Regions from separate parts of the Homo sapiens genome. Here region 2 is linked to region 1. The links are chromatin loops, found by intact Hi-C in ENCODE. Cell type or tissue: HCT116. All regions are shown on one strand. Links, peaks and the distances in the headings refer to the core of each region. The heading gives the core; the rest is flanking DNA. Region 1 has its middle 38 kb from the start of ADGRD1. Region 2 has its middle 110 kb from the start of LINC02370.

Evidence for each region. Hi-C counts contacts between places; a loop is a spot of excess contacts. Peaks named below come from ENCODE experiments on the same cell type or tissue, not always from the same donor. Only the 100,000 strongest peaks of a DNase experiment are listed, where the experiment ranks them.
Region 2: it touches region 1 in a loop (14-fold over the local background); 18 of 110 quality-filtered maps call a loop at or near these places.

The regions. Positions count from the first base shown.
Region 1 is chr12:130,910,173-130,921,696 of GRCh38, reverse strand. No RefSeq gene overlaps it. Among named protein-coding and RNA genes, the nearest start is that of ADGRD1, 38 kb to the left of the region's middle. In HCT116, for the core only: a CTCF peak has its summit at 5,324; DNase peaks (open chromatin) are centred at 5,306 and 5,627; H3K27me3 peaks cover 799 bases.
Region 2 is chr12:131,450,448-131,461,971 of GRCh38, reverse strand. It overlaps a transcript of LOC101929974 not described here. Among named protein-coding and RNA genes, the nearest start is that of LINC02370, 110 kb to the right of the region's middle. RefSeq lists a silencer at 7,169-7,218 and an enhancer at 6,795-7,300. In HCT116, for the core only: CTCF peaks have their summits at 7,074 and 9,185; DNase peaks (open chromatin) are centred at 7,111 and 9,201; H3K27me3 peaks cover 542 bases.

The DNA.
Region 1 (11,524 bases), core at 1,526-9,525:
GATATGGTTTGGATCTGTGTCCCTGCCCAAATCTCACACTGATACGGTTTGGATCTGTGTCCCTGCCCAAATCTCACGTTGAATTGTAATCCCCAGTGTTGGAGGTGGGGCCTGGTGGGAGGTGATTGGATCGTGGGGGTGGCTTATCTTGAATAGTTTAGCACCATCTCCTCCGAGCAGTTTTCATGATAGAGTTCTCATGAGATCTGGTTGTTTAAAAGTATGTGGCATGGACCCCCTTCCTTCTGCTCCCACTTTGCCGTCCTCCATGAGTAAAAGCTCCCTGAGGCCTTCCCAGAAGCAGGTGCTGCCAGGCTCCCTGTAGAGCCTGCAGAGCTGTGAGCCAATTAAACCTCTCTTCTTTGTAAATTACCCTGTCTCAGGTATTTCTTTACAGCAGTGTGAGAACAGACCAATACACCAGCCTTGGCACAGCTGGGAGCAAGCCTGTGACTCAGGCTCTATGCAGATGGCCCTCTCCCCTGGCACTTTGAATCTCCAGCAGCAATGAACAGTCTGTACCTGCATCCTGGCCTCAGCTGTGATTCCTGCTGTCCAGCCTTCTGAAGTGCCCTTGGTTGGTTCCATTTTCCAAGATAGACCCTCTAGCTCCACAATGATGCTGTGAACCCCTGACGTCCTTTCAAAAATTCCCTTTTTGCCTAAGAAAGTCAGAGTGCTTGCAATCGAGAGCCCTGACTAATACACTTGATATCAGTGGAGAAAGAATGTTTACACATACTTCGTACATCCTCGGCCAAGCTGGCCACCCCGATCTCCCCTCCACTAGCTCTGATGCAATGGCTGAAGTGGCCACACCCTTGGCAAGATCTCCATGAACATGTCTTGTGAATTTACGACAATCCAACCAACCAGTCCTGGTCATTCGTTGGCCATAAAATGCACATTGGCAGAGAAGGATCCATGAAGCCAGTGCTGAATTCCAAGAGCAAGCTCAGATTTCTGAGCGTAAGTGATAAAACTTGATTCTGGGAGGAGAAAGGTCAGGATAATGCCTCCTCTGTCTGAGCACATGGACCTCCACTCTGAAGAGAGAAGAACAGGAGAGATGGCCAGAGTGAATGCTCAGGGGACAGAGTTTTGTTCCCTCCATTCAGCCCTGCTGTGGTCTCACCAATGCCTGGGCTCACCAGGCAGTTCACACAACTTCTGGATCTGTTAACTTTCCTCCTACGGTGGCGTCCCTAGATCGGAATGAAAATCTAATGCTGTGGCCGCTGCTGCAGCAAACAAACCCAAACACCGAATGGCTCACACGTGATGGATGTTTCTGTCTCATTCTCACAAGTCCAAAGGGTGCTTCCATGTAGCCAGCAACTGTGTCCTTCACGTGGTGACTCAGGGACCATGGTCCCTTCCATCCGTGGCTCTGTTTGTAATGTGTGGCCATTGAAGCTGCCTTGTTAGTCACCTCAAGCCAGTAGCAGAGAAAGGGAATGGCTGGCCGTGTGGCGGAAATATTTGCGGGTCACGACTGCAAGTGTCACGTACGGCTTCTATTCACATCCCATCGGCCACATCTAACTGTGAGGTGAGGCCAGGACATTCAACCACATGCCCAGAGAGTGAGGTCGTTTGCCCAGGAAGAGGAAATGTGTGGCAAGTGCTGACACTCGGCCACGCAAAGACTCAACTTGGAGGCTGAAAGTGCAGAAAACACCACAAGCAGCCATATTCCAACCCAAATGATCAGGGCAGGTGTGTATTGAAAGAAGGCAGTTCTCTAAATAGGTTTGTGTTTCTGATGACTGCCTGGTCTGCCCCTGGGAACTAAAGTCCAGGACAAGATGATAAAAGTGTGACCCCAATTAACTGCTCCAATTTCAACATGGGAGAATATGATTCCAACATGGAGAAATATGACTTCAACATGGGGGAATATGATTTCAACATGGAGAAATATGACTTCAACATGGAGGAATATGATTTCAACATAGGGAAATATGACTTCAACATGGGGGAATATGATTTCAACATGGGGAAATATGATTTCAACATGGGGAAATATGATTTCAACATGGGGAAATATGATTTAAACATAGGGAAATATGATTTCAACATGAGGGAATGTGATTTCAATGTGAGGAAATATGATTTAAACATGGGGAAGTATGATTTCATCATGGAATATGATTTCAGCATGAGGGAATATGATTTAAACATGGGGAAATATGATTTCAACATGAGGGAATATGATTTAAACATGGGGAAATATGACTTCAACCTGGGGGAATATGATTTCAACATGGGGAAATATGATTTCAACATGGAGAAATATGATTTAAACATAGGGAAATATGATTTCAACATGAGGGAATGTGATTTCAACGTGAGGAAATATGATTTAAACATGGGGAAGTATGATTTCATCATGGAATATGATTTCAGCATAAGGGAATATGATTTAAATATGGGGAAATATGATTTCAACATGGGGAAGTAGATTTCAACATGAGGGAATATGATTTCAACATGGAGAAATATAACTTCAACATGAGGAAATATTTAAACATGGGGAAATATGATTTAAACATGGGGGAATATGATTTCAACATGGGGGAATATGATTTCAACATGAGGGAATATGATTTCAAATAGAGAAATATGATTTTGACATGGAGGAACATGAGTTTTAGGTGCTAAGTATGAGCAACAGAGACGTTAGACCGGCAGACCCTTTGGAAATGGGCTGGCCCTCGATGCTCTGAGGTCATGGGGAAATCTTAGCCTCAACCAAAACAAACAAAAGAAAATAAAAGAAAACCACTCTTCTCGTGCCCTGGTTCAAACAGTTCCCTTTACAATTCTAAGCTGATGGCAGCATTGAGTAGCCGCACCTGACAGCTACTTTCTCCCCTTCTTCAAGGCCTGTTTGCCACCAGCTCCCTTCTCTGAGTGCAGAAAGCCTGTGAGGCTCACAGAGGCGAGGGCCGCCAGCCCGATGCCTGCAAGGTGGGGTGAAACCATAGGCACTCCATAAACTTGGCCACCTGGCCCCCAAACCACCTGCCACCCCTGGAGTCGACGGCTCCTCCTGCACCACCTCATAGCTAATGAAGGATGCAATCACGTTGGCCGTCTGGCAAATCTACATGTCTGCCAGGGCCCCGCCACAGGGCGCGGTGGGAATTAATACTGGGAGGTTGTGCCACGTTCCTGACGAGTGCAACGCGGGTCAGGGAGGGGTGACCTTTCCCTCTCCAGATGCCGTTCTCGCCTAGACACCAGCCACCCTGAAGGAACTGAAACAGGACCCCTGAAGTGAGCAGGCGCGTGTGGGCCGCTGTTAGCGCACAGCTTCTATCGAGACATCTAGAATATGTCTAGATGTCTAGAATATGTCTAGATGCAGAACTATCAATTCTAGAATTCCACGACGAAATCTTTCTCAAGGTTCAGACTCCGAGCCTCAGCGTTCTGCTCTGCTGCCCCCCTCGTGGAGATGGGTGTCTACTGAGCTCGCGGAGCAGGTGGGTGTCACCTGCGCTAACAGGTACTTAGTAAGGGGGTCCGTTCGTCAAATGGAAACACGCCACCCTTATCGTGAAAAGGGGAGCCGTCAGTCCCCACTTTCCCCTGATATCCACTATCTTTACCATCATCTAATGACGGAGGATGACCCGGTGTCCTAGCGGGATTACCAGGATCCCACCAACGCTAGCCTCACCTCCAGATACTCCACGCTCACCCAGCGTGTGCCCACCATGTTCCAACCACACAGACCAGCCGGGTCCTCCAAAAGCCCGCATCCCTCCTGCCTCAGAGGCTTTGCACACACGCCCCCTTTCCCTGGAATATGATCCACCCCACCCCACCTGTGGCTCTCTTGGCCAATGAACCCCGGTTCTTCCTTGAACCTCAGCACTTCCCCGACTTCTGAAGCTCACAGCCCCCGTTAGACACGTTCACAGCTGCCCGCTGCGCTTCCTCGCTGACAGCATTTAAAAGTTAGGAATTACCAGTCTCTGTGCTTGTCTCCCAAACTAAAATAATAAGCCTCAACAGGAGAGGTACCAAGCTGAGTCTGACTCACCCTTTGTCTCCAGCCGCTAGTGCAAGTCAGGCCTCCCGCACAGGGCTGCCCAATTTTCTTGAGTGAAGAGATGAGATGAATCCTGCAGGTGGTAAACAGGGTGGAGGTAGGCTACTGCCTTCTGTGGAAGTGCCTTCCTCGAGCTACGTACTGCACAGCACCCTAATACCGACGCGTGGTTCAAGAACCACTAGCCTCAGTGTCGGCCGGGAGCCGGTTAGAAAAACACAGAGTGCCAGGGCACCCCAAATTTCTCATGAAAGTTTGAGAGGTGCTGCACAGTGAAACTGAGGAAAGCATGCATGGACGAACAAAAACCTGTGGCTTTTGTCTCAGAGTCCCTTTGCTAAAATCTTGCCGATTGCCTCTTTCCAAGCATCAAGACCTGATATCCTCTGAAATCTCAGAAATCTCTAAAGCGATGATATTTGACAGACTTATGTGGCCTTACGAACCACCTGGATACCTCAAAGGACTTTTCCAGCTTAAATTGATTTATCTGATGCCCCCACAATTGACAGAGCTACTGCAGCTGGCGTCACGACGTTAAGAGCTGCCACAAAGTCTCCCTGTTTTCTTGAGTGTTTACGTTATACCTTCAATGATTGACCTTCCAGAGACACGATTTCACTGAGGCTTAGAACATTGAATTATTTCAAGACACAGCTCCACACACACGTATTAGTTCCCCTAAAAACCTGGATATTAGGTGCATCTGAACTACCCTAGGTATTCAGTGGCACAGCGTCTGCCTCGGCTTAAAATATGACTTCCCAATAACGTTGTTATTTCTACGATTCCTTTGCTGGCTGTGCATGCAGATATCTGCGGTTTCATGTGCCTCTTTGCAAAGGCAATCAGCCCAAGCAGCCGAGCGTAAACGCATTTCTAGTCGTCTGTGCTGCTCAGGGCGTCTCAGAAGACACACCAGTCTTTCCTCCCCTAAGTTGTAATGCTCTGAAGCACTTAAGGATTTCATTAGCAATGAACTAATCGCTGTTCTGCAAGACCTGAAAAGAAAATTAAAATGTGACCCAGAAAAGGACACCGTCCTTTGGTACTGCTTAGGCAGCCGAATCTCTCTTGTTCCAAACGACACCTGCTTGATGTGGCTTTTCTTCCGTAATAAGTTACAAATCCGTACTGCGATCATTAATCATGAGAGCCTCATCCACGTCCCCTTTTTGAGAAGGTGAGCTGGAGGGGTGATTACCGCGGACCATTTGAACAAAGGCGCGTAAGAGTGTGGCCACAGCGTGGAGCGTGAGCGTCCCCATGTGTCGCGAAGGGGAATTTATTCCATGAATGTCGCAATCGCCAATTGCACAGCGATTCTGAGAGGCGGCAGCCCGGCCGGGTCCTGCGTGCCGGGGATGCGGAGGTGCATTAGACAGTCAGGCGCCCTACCCCATAGCACATATTTCAGCTGGACAGCAAATATCTGTGTGCCCCACAAACAAGTCCCAGAGGACAGGGACCTCTTGCTTGGTTTACCAAGAATCACTGAGCGTCTAGAAAGGGTTTGGCACAGGTGACCAATAAATATGTATCGAATGAACAAATACAAATAAAAAGACAATTACGCATTTTGGGCAAGGCATGTTGGCTCACACCTGTAATCCCGGCGCCGTGGGAGGCCAAGGTCGTCTTGAGACCAGGAGTTTGAAACCAGCCTAGGCAACATAGTAAGACCCCATCTCTACAAAAAATTAAAAAATAAAAATTAACCAAGCATGGTGGCACGTGCCCGTAGTCCCGGTTACTCAGGAGGCTGAAGCAGGAGGATGGTTTGAGCTCAGGAGGTCGAGACTGTAGTGAGCTATGATCACACCACTGCACTCCAGCCTGGGTGACAGAGCAAGACCCCATTTCAAAAATTAAAAAAGAAGGAAATTATGCATTTTAAAAATGTGGTTGCATGGGCCGGGCGCGGTGGCTCACGCCTGTAATCCCAGCACTTTGGGAGGCCGAGGCGGGCGGATCACGAGGTGAGGAAATCGTGACCATCCTGGCTAACACGGTGAAACCCCGTCTCTACTAAAAACATGCAAAAAAAGTAGCTGGGCGCGGTGGCGGCGGCCTGTAATCCCAGCTACTCGGGAGGCTGAGGCAGGAGAATGGCGTGAACCCAGGAGGCGGAGCTTGCAGTGAGCCGAGATCGAGCCTCTGCACTCCAGCCTGGGCCACTGAGGGAGACTCTGCCTCAAAAAAAAAAAAAAAAAAAAAAAAAAAAAAAAAGTGGTTGCATGTTTTTCTTCTTGAGTTTGAAGAGTTCTGGTATATTCTGGATACAAGTCCTGTATCAGATATGTGACTTTCAAGTATTTTTGCCCATTCTGGGATATACATACATTTTCATTCTCTTAGCATCATTTGAAGAGAAGAAATTCTTGATTTTGATAAAGTACAATTTATAATCTTTTTTTATTTATAGATCATACTTGTGTCATATCTAGGAATTATTTACCTCACCCAAGATAACAAAGATTTTCTCCTATGTTGTCTTCCTGAATTTTAGCAGTTTTAGGTGTTACAGCTAATTCTATTACCTTTTTTGAGTTAATTTTATAGATGATACAAAATATTAATTGAGGCTTGCTTTTTCTGCCTATGGATGTCCAATTTCTACAGCATAATTTGTTGGAAAGATTATCTTTTCTCCGTTGAATTTCTTTTGCAGCTTTGCCAAAAATCAATTAACCATATGCCTATGAGTTCATTTCTGGACTCTCTACTCTGTTCCATTGATCTTTTTGCCTGTCTTTATGCCAATACCACACTGTCTTAATTATGATAACTTTGTAGTAATTCTAAAGTCGGGTAATGTAAGTCTACCAACTGTACTGATCTTTTTCTAAGTTGTTTTGGTTCTTCTAGGTCCTTTGTACTACCATTTAAATTTTATAATCGCCATGTCAATTTCTTCAAAATCTGCTGAGATTTTTATTGGAATGGCATTGAATTGATAGATCAATTTGGGGAGAATTGACATCATAATAATACTGAAACTTTCAGACCAAGAGCACAGTCTATGGCCCATTCATTTAGACCTTCTTTCTCTTAGTAGTGGGTTGTAGTGCAGTGTCCTTTACATCTTTTGTGTCTACATCATTTTTATGCCTTTGTAAGTTATATTTCTATTTCAATTTCTGCTTGTTCATTATGATTACAGAAATTCAATACATGTTGTATATAGATTTTATATCCTTTTTTTTTTTTTTTTTTGAGACAGAGTCTTGCTCTGTCACCCAGGCTGGAATGCAGTGGTGCGATCTCAGCTCACTGCAACTTCTGCCTCCTGGGTTCCAATGATTCTCCTGCCTCAGCCTCCCCAGTATCTAGGATTACAGGTGCATGCCACCATACCCAGCTACTTTTTTGTATTTTAGCAGAGATAGGGTTTCACTGTGTTACCCAGGCTGGCCTTGAACTCCTGAGCTCAGGCAATCTGCCCACCTCGGCCTCCCAAAGTGCTGGGATTACAGGTGTGATCCACCGTGCCTGGCCCACTTTTCAATTATAGCAGCTTTTTTGTAGATCATATAGAATTTTCTACATATACAATATACCATCTGCAAATAAATAATGCCTTTACACTTTCCTTCCCAATCCAGTTCCCTTTTATTTCTTTTTCTTGCCTTATTGCAAGAGCAATTGCACATTGCACTGCACCTCCAGACAACATCGAGTAGACACAATGAGAACAGGCACTCACCCGTGCCTTGCCCTGATCATAGGAGAAAGTCTTTTTAGCTGCTTAAGTATAAATATATATTAACTGTAAATTTTCCATAGATTTCTTTCATTATGATGGGGAAGCTACCTTCTAATTATAGTTTGCAGACAGTTTTAATCAGAAATGGATGTTGAAGTCTGTCAAATGCTCACTAGGCTTCTATTGAGATGATCGTGTAATGTAGCTCCTGATATGTTTAATTATATTGATTAATTTTTAAATGTCAAGTTAATCTTACATTTCTGGGGTAATGCCTACTTGCTCATGATGTATTATCCTTTATATATATGTTAATTTGGATTTGCTAATATTTTAAGAATTTTACTCAAATATTGATGTTCAGTGCTATAACTTTCCCTCTAAGAATGTAATGCTATAAATTTCCCCCTAAAGCCACTTTAACTCATCTCATAAGTTTTGACATGCTGTGTTTTCATTCTCATTTACTTCAAAATGCTAATTTTTCTTTTGGTTCCTTTTTTGACTTATGGGTAGACATGTGTTATTGAGTTTCCAAATACTTAGAGATTTTGCTGAGTTTTTTTTATTGATTTCCAATTTTTCCAACTTTTTATTCCACATGACCAAAAAATATATTTTGTAAAAAAAAAAAAAAAAAAAAAAAAAAAAAAAAAAAAAAGGGGCCAGGTGCGGTGGCTCACAACTGTAATCCCAGCACTTTGGGAGGCCAAGGAGGGCGGATCACAAGGTCAGGAGTTTGAGACCCAGCCTGGCCGATATGGTGAAACCCTGTCTCTACTAAAAATACAAAAATTAGCCGGGCGTGGTTGCGGGCGCCTGTACTCCCAGCTACTTGGGATGCTGAGGCAAAATTGCTTGAACCCAGGAGGTGGGGGTTGCAGTGAGCCAAGAGCACACCACTGCTCTCCAGCCTGGGCAACGGAGAGAGACTCTGTCTCAAAAAAAAAAAAATATATATATATATATATATATATATATATATGTATATATATATGTATATATATATGTATATATATGTATATATATATGTATATATGTATATGTATATATATATGTATATATGTATGTGTATATATATATGTATATATGTATGTGTATATATATATGTATATATGTATGTGTATATATATGTGTATATGTATGTGTATATATATGTGTATATGTATGTGTATATATATATGTGTATATATATATGTATATATATATGTGTATGTATTTATGTATTTTGTGTGACTTGAAGTCTTTTAAATTTACTGGGACTTTTCTTATGGCCAGAATATGGTTTTCCTTGGTAAGCGTTCTGTGCGCACTTGAAAAGAACGTGTATTCTACCATTGTTGAGTAGATCGTTTTAAAAGTGTCAACTTGGATGATGATGTTCATGTTGTTCATGATGATGTTCATCTTTACTGAGTATTTGTCCACTTGGTCTATCAGTTGTTGAGTGAGGGTGTTAAAATCTCTGACAATATTTGTAGTTTTTCTACTTCTTGCACATCTATCAGTTTTTGCTGTGCATATTTTGATGCTCTTTTATTAGGTGCATGAATGTTTATGATAATTAAGATTTCTTGATGAATTTATCCCCTTTATAATTTTGTAATGATCCTCTTAATTCCTGGTTTTTCTGCTACAAAGTCTACTATCTCTAATGTTAATATAGTCAATAAGCTTCCTTGCTATTAGTATTAGCATACTGTAACTTTTTCTATTCTTTTACTTTTAACTTACTTGAGCCTTTAAATTTGAAGTGAGTTTCCTGTAGGCAGCATACTAGATTGTCCAATTTGGCATCTCTTTCTTTCAATTTGAGGTATTTATACCATTTACATTTAATGTGATTACTGGTATGGTTAGATCTAAATCTATTATCTTGCCATTTATTTTCTATTTATCCTATCTATTCTTTGTTCCTTCTTCTTTTTCTGCCTTCTATTAGATTAAATGTTTTAAATGATTCTATTGTATTTCCATGCTTTGCTTATTGGCTATAATTCTTTACTGTATTATTTTAGTAGCTGCATTAGAATGTACCACATTCATCTTACACCTACTGCACTCCACCTTGAGGTAACATTACATCACTTCATGTATGGTATAAAAGCCTTATAAAAATACACTTCCATTTCTCCCTTATTGGCCTTTGTACTATTACCATTATACATTTCACCTCTACATATGTCATAAACCTCATATGACATTGCTTTAAACAATCGATTATGATATGAAGAAATTTTAAAAGTAGGTAAAATGTTTATATACCCACAGAGTGACCATAACCAGTTTTTTTTCCCTTGTATAGATACAGGTTTCCATCTGTATCCTTTTGCATTTCTTGTAGTACAGGTCTCCTGGCAATTAATTCTTTCAGCATGTGTTGGTCTAAAACCTTCTTTCGCCTTTGTTTATGAAAGATATTTTTTCTGGCTGTAGAATTCTAAATTGGCATTTGGGGGGTTTATTTCATGATCAGTGCCTTAAAGATGCTGCTCCACTGTCTTTTCCATTAACATTGTTTCTGATGCAAAATCTGCTGTCTTCCTTATATTTTTTCCTCTCAACAAAATGTATCTTTCTTTCTCCCTTTCCTGCCATTCCTTGGCTGCTTTGCAGATTTTCTCTTGATTACTAGTTTTAAGCATTTTAATTATAATACACATTGCTGTGGTTTTATTCAGGTCTTTTATGTTTGGGGTTTATTGAGCTTCTTGGACCTGTGAGTTCATAGCTCTCATAAAATATAGAACTTTTTCAGCAATTATCTTCTCAAATGTTTTGTCTGTCTACCCCGCTCCTTTTATATCTACAGATGGTCCCTGACTTACAATGGTGGACTTAACATTTTTCAACTTTATGATGGGCTTGTTGGGACATAACCACATCATATATTGAGGTTATCTGGATTTAACAGTGGTTCAACTTATGACTTTTTGACTTTAAGATGGGTTTATTGTGATATTGAATGAATTTTCAACTTACAATATTTTTTACTTATGATGGGTTTATCAGGACGTGGCCCTATTGTAATTTGAGAAGCATCTGGACACTTGCAGTAATTCCACAGATTACCAATGCTATGATTATTTTTATTTTGTCCTTTTTATTTATTTCATTTTGAATATTTTGTATTGCTATGTCATCAAGTTCACTAATATTTTTTTCTGCCATTAATCCTATCAAATGTGTGTGTGTGTTTCTTTTAGAGACAAGGTCTCCCTCCATCACCCAGGTGGAGAACAGTGGCACAAACCCAGCTCACTGCAGCCTTGACCTCCTGGACTCAAGTGATTCTCCTGATTTAGCCTTTTAAGTAGCTGGGACCACAGGCATGTGCCAGCATACCCAGATAATTTTTTTTATCTTTTGAAGAGACAGGGTTTTACTATGTTTCCCAGGCTGGTATTGAACTCCTGGGCTCAAGGGATCCTGCAACCTTGGCCTCCCAAAGTTCTGGGATTACATGCATGAGCCACTACACCTGGCCTGTATTTTTTTAATTGAATTATAGTTTTCATCTTGAGACATTGTATGGGTCTTTATAATATTCTCTATATCACTGCTTACCACGATCAGTCTTTCCCCTAGCCTCTTGAACATGTAGAACATATTTACAATAACTGAATGTCCTTTACTACCAGTTCTATCATCTCTTGTCATTTCTGGACTCTTTTTTTTTTTTTTTGGTTGATTGATGTTTCTCCTTAACATGCATCACATGGCCAGGCATGGTGTCTCACGCCTGTAATCCCAGC
Region 2 (11,524 bases), core at 2,128-10,127, 540 kb before region 1:
TTGTTGAGACGGAGCTTTGCTTTGTCACCCAGGCTAGAGTGCAATGGTGCGATCTTGGCTTACTGCAAACAACCTTGCCTCCCAGGTTCAAGTGATTCTCCTGCCTCAGCCTCCTGAGTAGCTGGGATTACAGGCACCCACCACCATGCCTGGTTAATTTTTGTATTTTTAGTAGAGATGAGGTTTCACCATGTTGGTCAGGCTGGTCTCAAACTCCTGACCTCGTGATCCACCCACCTCAGCCTCCCAAAGTGCTGGGATTACAAGCGTGAGCTACCACGCCTGGCCAAACCAGGGCAATCTTGAGAGCATCCCTGGGAAATCATCAGGCGTCCACCTTTCAGTCCTGATTTGGCTCCTTCTGACTTATTTTTTCCTCATCTTAAAAAGTCTTTAAAGGCCACCCCTTTTTCTTCAGTTAATAATAAAGCCCAAGGAGAGGACATTGCCTGGGCTCTTCCCTGGGGCTGCCCCCTGGCTGGGAGGAGAGCTGACAGTTGCCAGGGGTGGACATTTGGGACAACAGGGCCTTGTCCTGCAGCCTGAAAGCCCCTCTAGGGCTCCTGTCCCATTTCCCTCTTAGATCTAACCAGATGTGGCAGAGAAGCTCGTGGGCAGAGAAGGGGGTCCAGGGAACTTTCCAGAGCCCCTCTCAGCCCTGTGATGGAAACAGGGGCCACCTGGGGAGGATGGTCATAGTGTCATCAGGCACAGTGCCCACTCCACTGCCAGGGACTGTGCTGAGGGTTCATGAGCCATCCAGGGACACTGCTTACATCCCAGTGCAAGATAGCAAAAACACTGGGAAAACCTAAGAACTGAACACAGGGAACTGTCTCAACTTTAGGATGGAGGCAGACGAGTGCTCTGCAGAAATCAGCGGGTCTCACAGATCTGCGTTAATTAGAAGCAATGGTGTCTGCAATCTAGTGAAATTGGTAGATGACAAAATATTGTTTATAAAGTGGTCCCATCTAGGTATAAACAAGGTTACGCCTATTACATTCTATGTGTGCCTTTTTAGAAGTGAGACTGTAAAAGATGGTAAAAATTCAATTCAATCCTAATTGTTCACAGTGATTTGTCCCTGATAATACAAATTTATAGGGTTTATTTTCTTTGCCTGTCATTATTTCCTGACCCCCTCCCCTTCCTGCCTTTATGAGTAATGAATGTGCATTACTTATGCAGTTAGACAAATAGGAGGCTTTAACACTTGGCTTTGTTTCCTGGCTGGCATCTTCCTCTCCGGGCACATCTCCTAGCAAGAACAGCTTCTGAATTTTCCCGTGTTTGTGAAATGCATGGACATTAGCTCTGCCTGGCACAGCCGAGAGCAAGGAAAAGTCAATCAGAAAAGCAGAGAAAAACAGACCCAAACACAACTTGAGTTCCAGAATATGGTGACACTCTGTGCACCCACACTTAGGTTCGCTCATTCACTCGTCCTGGTGGAAAAGATACCAGGAGATGAGTAATCTAAGAGCAGTCCATGGATGACGGAGGATTTATATTTGGCTTGAGAATAAATTAATTCCCTTTTTAATAATGATCTCCTCCCAGGAGAATGACATTTTTAAATGCCTGATTTGGCTAAATATTAAGAGTGGAGTCCTCAGTTCACGCTGATTAATGGAGAGGGCGGGGAGGAGCAGGGGTGGGTGGGGGCACACGGAGGGCACAGGTGGATGGGGCAGCCTGTCTCGGAGCAGAAATCCCATAGACGGCATCCCTGGGCCCTTCTGTGCCGCAGCAGGAACCAGTGCATGTAGGATGTCCCTGAACCATGGGCGCCGGGGCAGAGTCCTGAAAGTAACACCTTCATGGAATTCAATAAGAAAAATCTGAGCAGACTTCATGAAATCTGATTCAATGATCTATTCTCATCGTTAAAAGGGGGACTCCGATTTGGGGCAAGGCCAGGGGAACTTACTTTTCAGGATTAATTAAATAAGCCACGTGTATTTCTCCATGGAGACCTGCCCTGTCTAGCTGCACGCCGGTTAATCAGGGAATTGTCAGGACCTGCTCTTTGCTGCTCCTGGGTCAGATCCCCGCCCCGCTTTCCCTTGTCCCCATCCCCTCCTCCAGACTGCGGTCACCTACCCAGGCCAGGGTAGCGCTGGGGGGTAGGGGGAGCAGGTCCATGCTCTGTGGCTTTGTGAGAACACAGGCGGCAGGCGCCTCTTCGCATCCACGTTTCTCTCCCCATCGCTCCTCATGCCCTGCCTTTGATGGTGAAATGGAACTAGCTCAAACTCGGCTTCCTTCTGTGAAAACAGTGAAAAGGCACAGGCAAACAAGAATATGTGACCGTCACAGCGCAGCTGGGCTGACAGTCCTTCAAGTGGCTGGGAGTTCTTGTAAGGGAGGATAATTACATTTTCATTGTGTTAAAAAAGGAGGAAATGTGGAATACACCCACCATCACTGCTTGAATCTCCTGAAATTTCATTTCCTTCTGAAACTGTTGGGAGTCACAGGCAGGCCTGTGGCTGGACTCATGACACCCCCGTGGGTGGGTGGGTGAGAAGGTGCTCGGGGCCCTTCAGTGTGGGGTGAACAAAACCCCCAGACCCTCCACCAGCTTCTATCCAGGACTCAGACCCACAACTGCACATGAGGTGCTGAGCCTCGGGCGCATAACTGAATGCCTCCCCCATAAAGATGTCATTGGCGCGGAAAAAGATGAACCTCATTGAAGAGCGAGTTTCCAGCTCAGCAGCACCTGGGCTTTGTCCAGCCTGGGCCAGGGCGGAAGTGCGTTGAGGTACTTCCCGGCGTGAGTTTGGATTTGGGGACCCGAGGGACCCGTGGAAGGTGAGGAGATTCCGTGTCGGTGTCAGTCCTGGGACCTCCCTGTGCAGAGAGGCTCACGTGTTCCCACGCTCCCTCCTTCAGCGCGGTGGGTACCAGAGCCAGATCCGCAGGGAGGGCAGGGCTGAAGCCACGTGAGACGCCCCAAGCCGGGCGATCCAGCACCCGTCAACGTGAACGCCATTGAAGCCTAATTGTCAGTCATTAAACAGGACAAGACTGCCCAGGATCTCAACTGGATAATTCAAACAATTAGAATAACAAGGGTTTGTTTCGTCCTAACATTACTGAGCCGAAGAACAATATTTGTGGCATTAACTCTGAAAGTGTCTCGTTCTCAGGACTAAGCAGCGCAGCCTGTGACTAGCAAATACTTCACTGGACAAAACCCCACTCTTCCCTGTAGGACGGCCTCAGGGTCCTCGAGGGAGAGCCCACTCTGACCCCATACCCAGGACGTTCATTACGACACATAGGCAGCTTCTTCGGGATATAAAAAACATCACATTTTAATGACATAATCACCTCTCTTCATTATGTCATTAGCAAAAGCACCATAATTACACACTTAGAACCTGAAATCATCAATAGGGGCCCTGTTTTGTAATTTGAACTATAATTTATAATGGTGAACCCTCCACAGTTCCAGGCAACATGCAGAGAAGGTAATTTCTAGATAGATGACAAGCGGTGCCTTCAGCAGCCTGGGTAGTCACACTGTTCGATAGTAAGAAAGAGGTTTGGAGCCCTGGTGGGAAGCTTCAAGTTAAAGAAGCCAAGAAATTAAATAAACGGAAAGTAGATTTGAAATACACACGGCAAACTGGCAATTTGTCTTTGAGTGTTTTAAAATCACAAACAAGACACTCTGGTGTTTTTCAAAGACAAAGGTTGGGATTTCCCCTAACATTTAGAAACAGTTGGGAGCATGTATGTGAACTCATGTGTTGAAACTGCTCTGCATTCATTTAGGACTTTTATCTTCAAGTCACCTTCTGGAGGACTTGGGCGTGTGTTTGGAAACGTCCCTCTGGAGCCGCGTGGGAATCCTTAGGGTTCAGCCGCATAGGCGCTGGGGAGTCTGGAGCAAATAGCACCCACCGGTCTGGGTCCGCTCTTCCTTGCTGAGGGGCGTCTGGAGAAAGGAGGAGCCTACAGGTGGAGGGGGGGAGGTGGGGTCCTGCCTGTGCCTGGGGTCCTGCTGCCTCAGGGTCAGGACCCTGGGAACCCCACCCCGACCCACTGTGTCCTGCTCTGACTTTGCCCTTGGTGGCGGCGGTGGGGGCCGGGGGGGGGTCTCTCCATGGTTCTGCCAGGCTGGGAAATGCCTGCTCCGCATCTAGCTTCCTGCTACCCCCTCACCATCTTGGCTGTCAGCACTGCTCCAAGACCCAAATACTGGGGCTGTGGATGGAGAACCTGGCTGGAGGCAGTCAGGGCTCCGCTGTTCAGGGACTTAAGTAAGGGGACTGAGCTGGCCTGGGGTTGGTCGCACACTCACTGTGGCTGCACATTCCCGTTCTCTGCTTCCAGGGCAAGGAGAGGACCGTGCATCCTCAGTGACAGTGGTGCCTCACCATGCTTTAGAGAAGCCTGTCCTTGCCCCCGAGCTGCTCTCCATGGAGTCCTGTTTGCGCACCGGAGGTCCCTGTGAAGGAGCGTCCATCAGGTCTGGACGTGCACCTGACCTCGCTGACTGAGAACGTGGTGACTAAGGTGACTAATGCTCCATTACTTCTGCGTCTGATACCCAGGTCCATGCAGGCTTCTCTGGCCTCTGTCCTTGGATCCTTAAATTAATCCAAGGATGCAGCAGTTGGGGCCTCACTGGAGAACTCGTGTATTTACCACACAGGAGACTGAGGCAGGGAGTGGGTTACGGAGGGGACGGGAGAGCTGAGAAGTCAGATGGGGGCTGGGAGGCAACTCAGAGGCCAGGAGAGAAGGCGGCGGCTCCATCCCTGGGCTGGAGCGGGGTGGGTGGTGCTGGCGGAGCCCAGGGCTGGGGTCTCTGGGGAAGCTGGACCCACAGCAGCCTCGGTGTGCAGGAACGACGTGCGCAGCAGGCCGGAGGCTGCCTGATTCTGACGCGTGTTCATGGAGGCCCGTGTGCAGCGATGAGCCCCAGCCAGCATCCGGGTGATCCCCAGCCAGCATCCGGGTGATCCCCAGCCAGCATCCGGGTAATCCCCAGCCAGCATCCGGGTGATCCCCAGCCAGCATCCGGGAACTTGGCTTTTGGAACGTTTCCTGAGTGACTGGTTGACCAGGTCGTTTGTGCACTCAGGGAACTAAGCCGTTCCCTACCAGCTGCCTGGACTCTGCAGTGTGATCAGCGCACGCCTGACTTCTGTCACCACAGTGGCTGCACAGGCAGAGGGTGCCTATGTGACCAGCCCCCTGTAGAAGCCCCGCACTCGGAGACCTACACGGCCTCCCTGGGAAGCGACACTCTGGATGTGTTGCTGACTTGGTTGCTGGAGCAAGACGCGTGTTTGGTGGACTCCCCTGGGTCTTTCTCCCCTGCTGATCTTGCTACGTGGCCTTTCTCTGTAATAAGCCATGGAGTCCACTCTCTAATCACGCAGTGTGTGGTGGCCCCAGGACCCCTGAGACGTGGAGCTGGCAGGGAAGACAGGCAGCTGCCCGAGGCGCTTGAGGCAGAGAAGGATGGGGAATAGCCTGGCTCCTCCCCGCCCCCCATCACCCACCAGGGCCTCTCACTGTCTGAGCTCAGCCTGAGGCTAGCTGACCAGGGGTGTGGGAAGCCCAACTCTACAAATTCGCAGCAGATCAGCCCCCAACCCCCACAAATTCCCAGCAGATCAGGAAGGGCGGGGCATGGATGAAAGGGCATCAGGGCCACAGGCCCAGGACAGGCACGTGGGTTGCTCTTGGAGGCATTTGCAGGTACACTAAGAAGCTCCAGGAAGGACACACACACACACATATACACACACATACACATACATATGCACACACATACATACACAGACACACACACACACGTACACAGACACACAGACACACATACACACACACATTCCCCTGCCCTCCCATCTCCAGACCTTGCGGTCCCCATGAGCTTCCCGATTCCTGGCACTGCCGGGCTGTCCTGAAGGCTCTTTTGGCCAGAAATGGGCAGGGATCTGAGAGCACCTGCTGTCGGGTGAGTCCTACTGTACTCATGTCAGAGATTAGGACGAGAAGACACAGGAGTGAGCTGGGCTGGAGTCTCAGCTGCAGATGACAAGGAGAGCACAGTGGAAAGCCTGGCCCACCTCCCCTCCCCACTGGGCCCCTGGGTGGGATACCACCATTTCCAGAATGGGCTGTGGGTTGCGCGGGCTCCTGAGGTTCGCTGAACCGGGGCTCTGAGGGGTCCCCAAAGTGCTTCCTCCCTGTCCTGTGCCCCCACCCCATGGGGTGGAAGAGCCGCCCACAGGCCTGGGTTCCGCCATGCACAAGGGAACTGGACCTTGGTGACTATTCAGGAGGGAGTCTCCGGGCTGCCCTTCCCATGACCACATGTCAATCCCCTTTGGCCCCAAGGGAATTTCTCATAACCCTCCCTTGGAGGAGCCCCCTCGGTGCCAGCCCACCCTCATCACTCTCTCCTGAACCCCCATGAACAGACTCCGTGGCGCCTCCACCTGCCTTTGTCCCGCCAACCCTCCCTGTCCAGAGCAGCCATGGGGCCTCTTACAGTTTTAAGTCTGTCTGCATCACGCGTTTCCTCAGAGTCTCCTCAGGCTGGGTGAGTCCTCGTCCTAATAGGCCCTGACTGCCTGGCGCTGCCTACCTCTCCTGCCTCAGCAGGAGCTGCCCACACCTGTCCTCAGCCAACCAAGCTCCTAACCGTCGGGGATCCTGGGACTCGGGCCTGCCTTTGCTGGACACTTCCGTCAGATTTCTACCTGGCCACGTTCCACTCTTTCTTAAGGATTCTGCTTAAAAGTCACGTCCTCTAAGGCTCCTCGCTGGCCTTCCCCACCACATTGATGTCCAGGTAAGGAGCTCGGGGGTTTAAGGAGCAGATGGAGCTGTGGGGCTGGGCACAGATGTTGAGGCAGGGGTGGGGGCAGGAGCCAGGGAGTGTCAGGCTTTGACCCAGAAAGGAAGGGAGCCATTGGAGGGAGCGTGTGGCCTGGTGACTGTGGTCGGGAGACGTCTCTTCCTTAGGCGATAGTTGCTGTGGGCATGTGAGGAGTGGCTGGGAGCTGCTGCATGGCCGGGCTGTGTATGCCCTGCATGGCCACAAGGGGGGCAGGTGCTCCTGCAGTGGAGCTGCTTGCAGTTCCTGTCCCTGCCGTGTCACATGGGCCTCTGCAGAGTGTGAGAGGGTCCCTTGCAACTCTGTGTGATTTTGTAGTGTCTTCCCCAGGAACACCCTCCCAGTCACATAAACCTCAGGCCCACAAGGCCTGGGCGCCTCTCCTGCTTCCCTATGCCATGTGCCCCGGGGACGAGGGCCCCACCTGCCAGCTTGTGGACTTCAATTCCCATCAGTGCTCACCCTACTGCAGCCCATTCTCACTGCAAATGCTCTTTGTTTTATTTATTTATTTATTTATTTATTTATTTATTTATTTATTTATTTTTGATAATTGGGAAAACTTTTAACTGTGATTCATTACATTAATACCCAATAGATGCATCTGGCAAAATAATTAAATGATAAAAATCACAATAATTTTAATTTTAAAATCAAAATAATTTAAATCAGCTTAGTAAAACCTTTCTCACCTTCCACCTATGCATTTCATCAGTGAGAAAAATCTTGATCTAGTGAAGTTGGGGCAGGGGCAATGTATAAGCCCTCTTACCTCCCCAGGACACAGCATAAGTCTGGAATAGACAGTTCAGGAAGCAGTCTCTTAAACTGCATCGTGATGATGAAGTCCTATATTAAGTAAGATCCCAAAGATGGTTAATAGCAGGCAGGCTAAGAGCTGTAACCTCTAGTCTTTTCCTTATGAAATATTGCTTCCAGTTTAATTGATTTTATTTAGATGGGTTTACACTTAAACACAGATATTCAGGCAGCACTTGTATTTCCCTAGGGACTCTGTTTATAAACATTCAGAGATAGTTATGGATAAAGTTAGAATATCTTTCCCTCTTTTGCTTAATATTTATTAAGGACTTACTATGTGTTATATTCTGTGCTATGTGTTTTACATAAAATACATCATCACAATGACCTTCTTTTGCAGATGAAGAAACAAAAGTTCTGAGAGGTCTTCAGGAACTTGTATATAATTACAGAGGTAATAAGGATTGGTTGGAAATGAAACCAAGGGCTACCTCCTGTCCCCAAAGCTCATGCTCTTAACCCCTTCACCATGAGTTTCTGGTTCTATTCCTAGACTCTAGGCATCATATACTCCTGTTAATACTTTCTGTCTTCAAGCAAGTCCATTTACATTTATATTATAAAAGGTTAAATTGTTCATGAATATAGCTTCTAGATTCAGACCACCTGGATTCAAATTTAGACTCCACATATACTGGCTGTGAGATATTGCCCAGTGTGCATAATCTTGCCAAGGCCTCAATTTCTTCACTTATAGTATAGGGAAGACAGTATGGCCTACCTAGTGACAATGGATGGTTGTGAGGATTAAACGAGATAAATCATGTAAAGCATTTGCCTGACTCTTATTAAGTGTTCAATAATACTCTCATAGAGTGTAAACTCCTTTGAAATTAGGCATAAGACTTTAGGTATATAAAGAGCCTGAACAGAGATGTACTTGAATTCACGTCTTTATAAAACACAAAAATTATTGCAACAATCTTCAAATAGTCTTCAAGCCTTCTCCACACATTGTTGTAATCTATGTAAAGGAAAATAAAAAAATCTCAGCCAGGAGCGGTGGCTGAAGCCTGTAATCCCAGCACTTTGGGAGGCCAAGGTGGGCGGATCACCTGAGGTCAGGAGTTCGAGACCAGTCTGGGCAACATGGTGAAACCCCGTCTCTACTAAAAATTCAAAAAATTAGCCAGACATGGTGGCATACACCTATAATCCCAGCTACTCTGAAGGCTGAGACAGGAGAATCACTTGAACCCGGGAGGCAGAGGTTGCAGTGAGCCGAGATCGCACCACTGCACTACAGGCTAGGCGACAGAAGGAGATGCTATCTCAAAAAAAAAAAAAAACAAAAAAAAATCTCAGGACCCCATTCTCCTTATGCCTGGAGACTGAGTCGTGCAACACCCCTTCCAAATGAATAGCTGTTACTAGCATCGTGAATAGCCAGATCCCCATGAAAAGGTAAAAGTCCTCAGGTATCTACAAAAGACTGGCCTGTTTTATTTTTAAAATGCAATTCCGTCCAAAGCAGGAAGGGGGCAGTGGCGCTGAGAGGCACAGCGGTGCAGAGGACGCCCCGTGGCCGGTGTGAACGCCCAGCTCCTGATTCATGTGCAGGGTGCTTCACGGGAGGGTTGGAAGGTGGTTATATCAGAATGGCACATTGCAGGAGGGACTTGCCTGCCATTGCTTGGACCCACAGCTGCAGCGTTTGCATGCTGAAAGCTGTTGTTATTCTAACTGTTGACACGGGGCAGCTCCAGCACAGCTCTCAGCAGGAAGCCTGCTCCTCCCCCAGTGTCTGTGGCACCATCACTGAACCAGTATCTGCAGCAGCCAGCAAACTGACTAATTACTGATGAGCCCCTTGTTCCTCATGACCCACTGGCTCTCATCTGGGGCAGGCCATGTGCAGAACATTTCACCCAACAACAGCAGGAAACACATTCTCTCCACGTTCACATGATACGAAGAATACATCCTATTCCAGGTGATAAAATAAGTCTCAGGAAATTTTAAAGAATGACATTATACCAAGTAAGTTCTCCAACAACACTGGAGTGAAATTAGAAATCTGTAATAGAAGAAAACTTGGTAAATTGGTCTATATGTGAAAATTAGACAACATATTTCTGAACAATAAAATGGGTCAAGAAGAAATCATAAGGGATATTAGAAAATACTTTGAGATGGATAAAAACAAAAGCACAATATACCAGAATTTATGGGATGCTGTGTCACAGGGAAATTTATTATAGCCACATACATCTAGATTAGACAAGAAGAAATATCTCAAGTCATTAACCTAACTTTCCACCTTAGGAAGCTGGGAAAAGAAGAGCACACTAAGTCCAAAGGAAGAAGAAAAAAGTGAATACAGATTAGAGCAGAAATAAATGGAATTCTACTCATTTTGAAGAATCAAGAAAATCGACAAAACTTTAGCTATGTTGACCCACGAAAAAAGAGGGACGATTCAAATGATTAAAATTAGAAATGAAAGAAGAGCATTACTACCAAGCTTATGAAGAATGAAAGATTGTAAGGAAATACGGCTAGGTGCAGTGGCCCACCCCCATAATCCCAGCACTTTGGGAGGCCAAGGTGGGCAGATATCTGAGGTCAGGAGTTCAAGACCAGCCTGGCCAACATGGTGAAAACCCATCTCTGCAAAAATACAAAAACTATCCAGGCATGATGGTGGGTGCCTGTAATCCCAGCTACTTAGGAGGCTGAGGCAGAAGAATCACTTGAACCCGGGAGGCAGAGGTTACAGTGAGCCAAGATTGTGCCATTGCACTCCAGCCTGGGTGGACAGAGAAAGACTCCATCTCAAAAAAAAAAAAAAAAAAAAAAAAGGATTATAAGTAAATACAATGTACCATGTACACCAACAAATTAGAAAACCTAAATGAAAGGAACAATCCCTAGAAAGTTGCAAATTTCCAAAACTGACCCAAGAAGAAAGAGAAAGCTTGACTAGACCTATAATAAGTAAAGACATTGAGTTCATAAATAATAACAGTTTCTACAAAGTAAATTACAGGACTAGATGGTTTCATTGAGAAATTCTCCAAATGTTCAAAGAAGAAACACCAATCCTTCAAAAACTCTCCTAAAATATGTGAGTATGGAATACTTCCTAACTCATTCTCTGAGGCCAGTTAGTACCCTGACACTAAAACCAGACAAAAGTATTACAAAAAAGGAAACCATAGATCAATGGCCTTAAGAATACAGACACAAAACTCCTCAACAAGGTACTATTAATCTAAACTGAGGAGCATATAAAATTATAATTAAAAATTATTACCAAATAAGATTTTTTCCCCTGGAATGCCATGTTGATTCAACATAAGAAAATCTATCAATATAACAGTATATTAATAGAGCAAAGAGCTAAAACTATGTGATATCTCAATAGATGTGGAAAAAAATAGTTGCATTTGACAAATCCAACACTTTTTCATAAAAAAAGTATTCAACAAATTAGGAATGAAGGGAACTTCCTCAACCAGCTGAAGGGCATCTATGAAAAGCCTATAGCTAACATCATGCTTCAGAGTGGAAGATGGAACTATTTTCCCATAAGATGAAGAATAAGATAAGGATGTCTGTGCTCACCATTTCCATTCAATATTGTACTGGAAGTTCCAGCTATGGCACTTAGGTAAGGACATGAGATAAAAGGCATCTGGATTGGAAAGGAAGAAGTAAAATTATCTCCATTTGCTGAGGATATGATCTTATCTATAGAAAACGCTAAACAACCTACACACACCCACACACAAAATCGGTTAGAGCTAATAAATGAGTTCAGCAAGGATGCAGAATACAAGATCAATACACAATCTCAGCTGCACTGCTAAACACTATCAATGAAAAAAC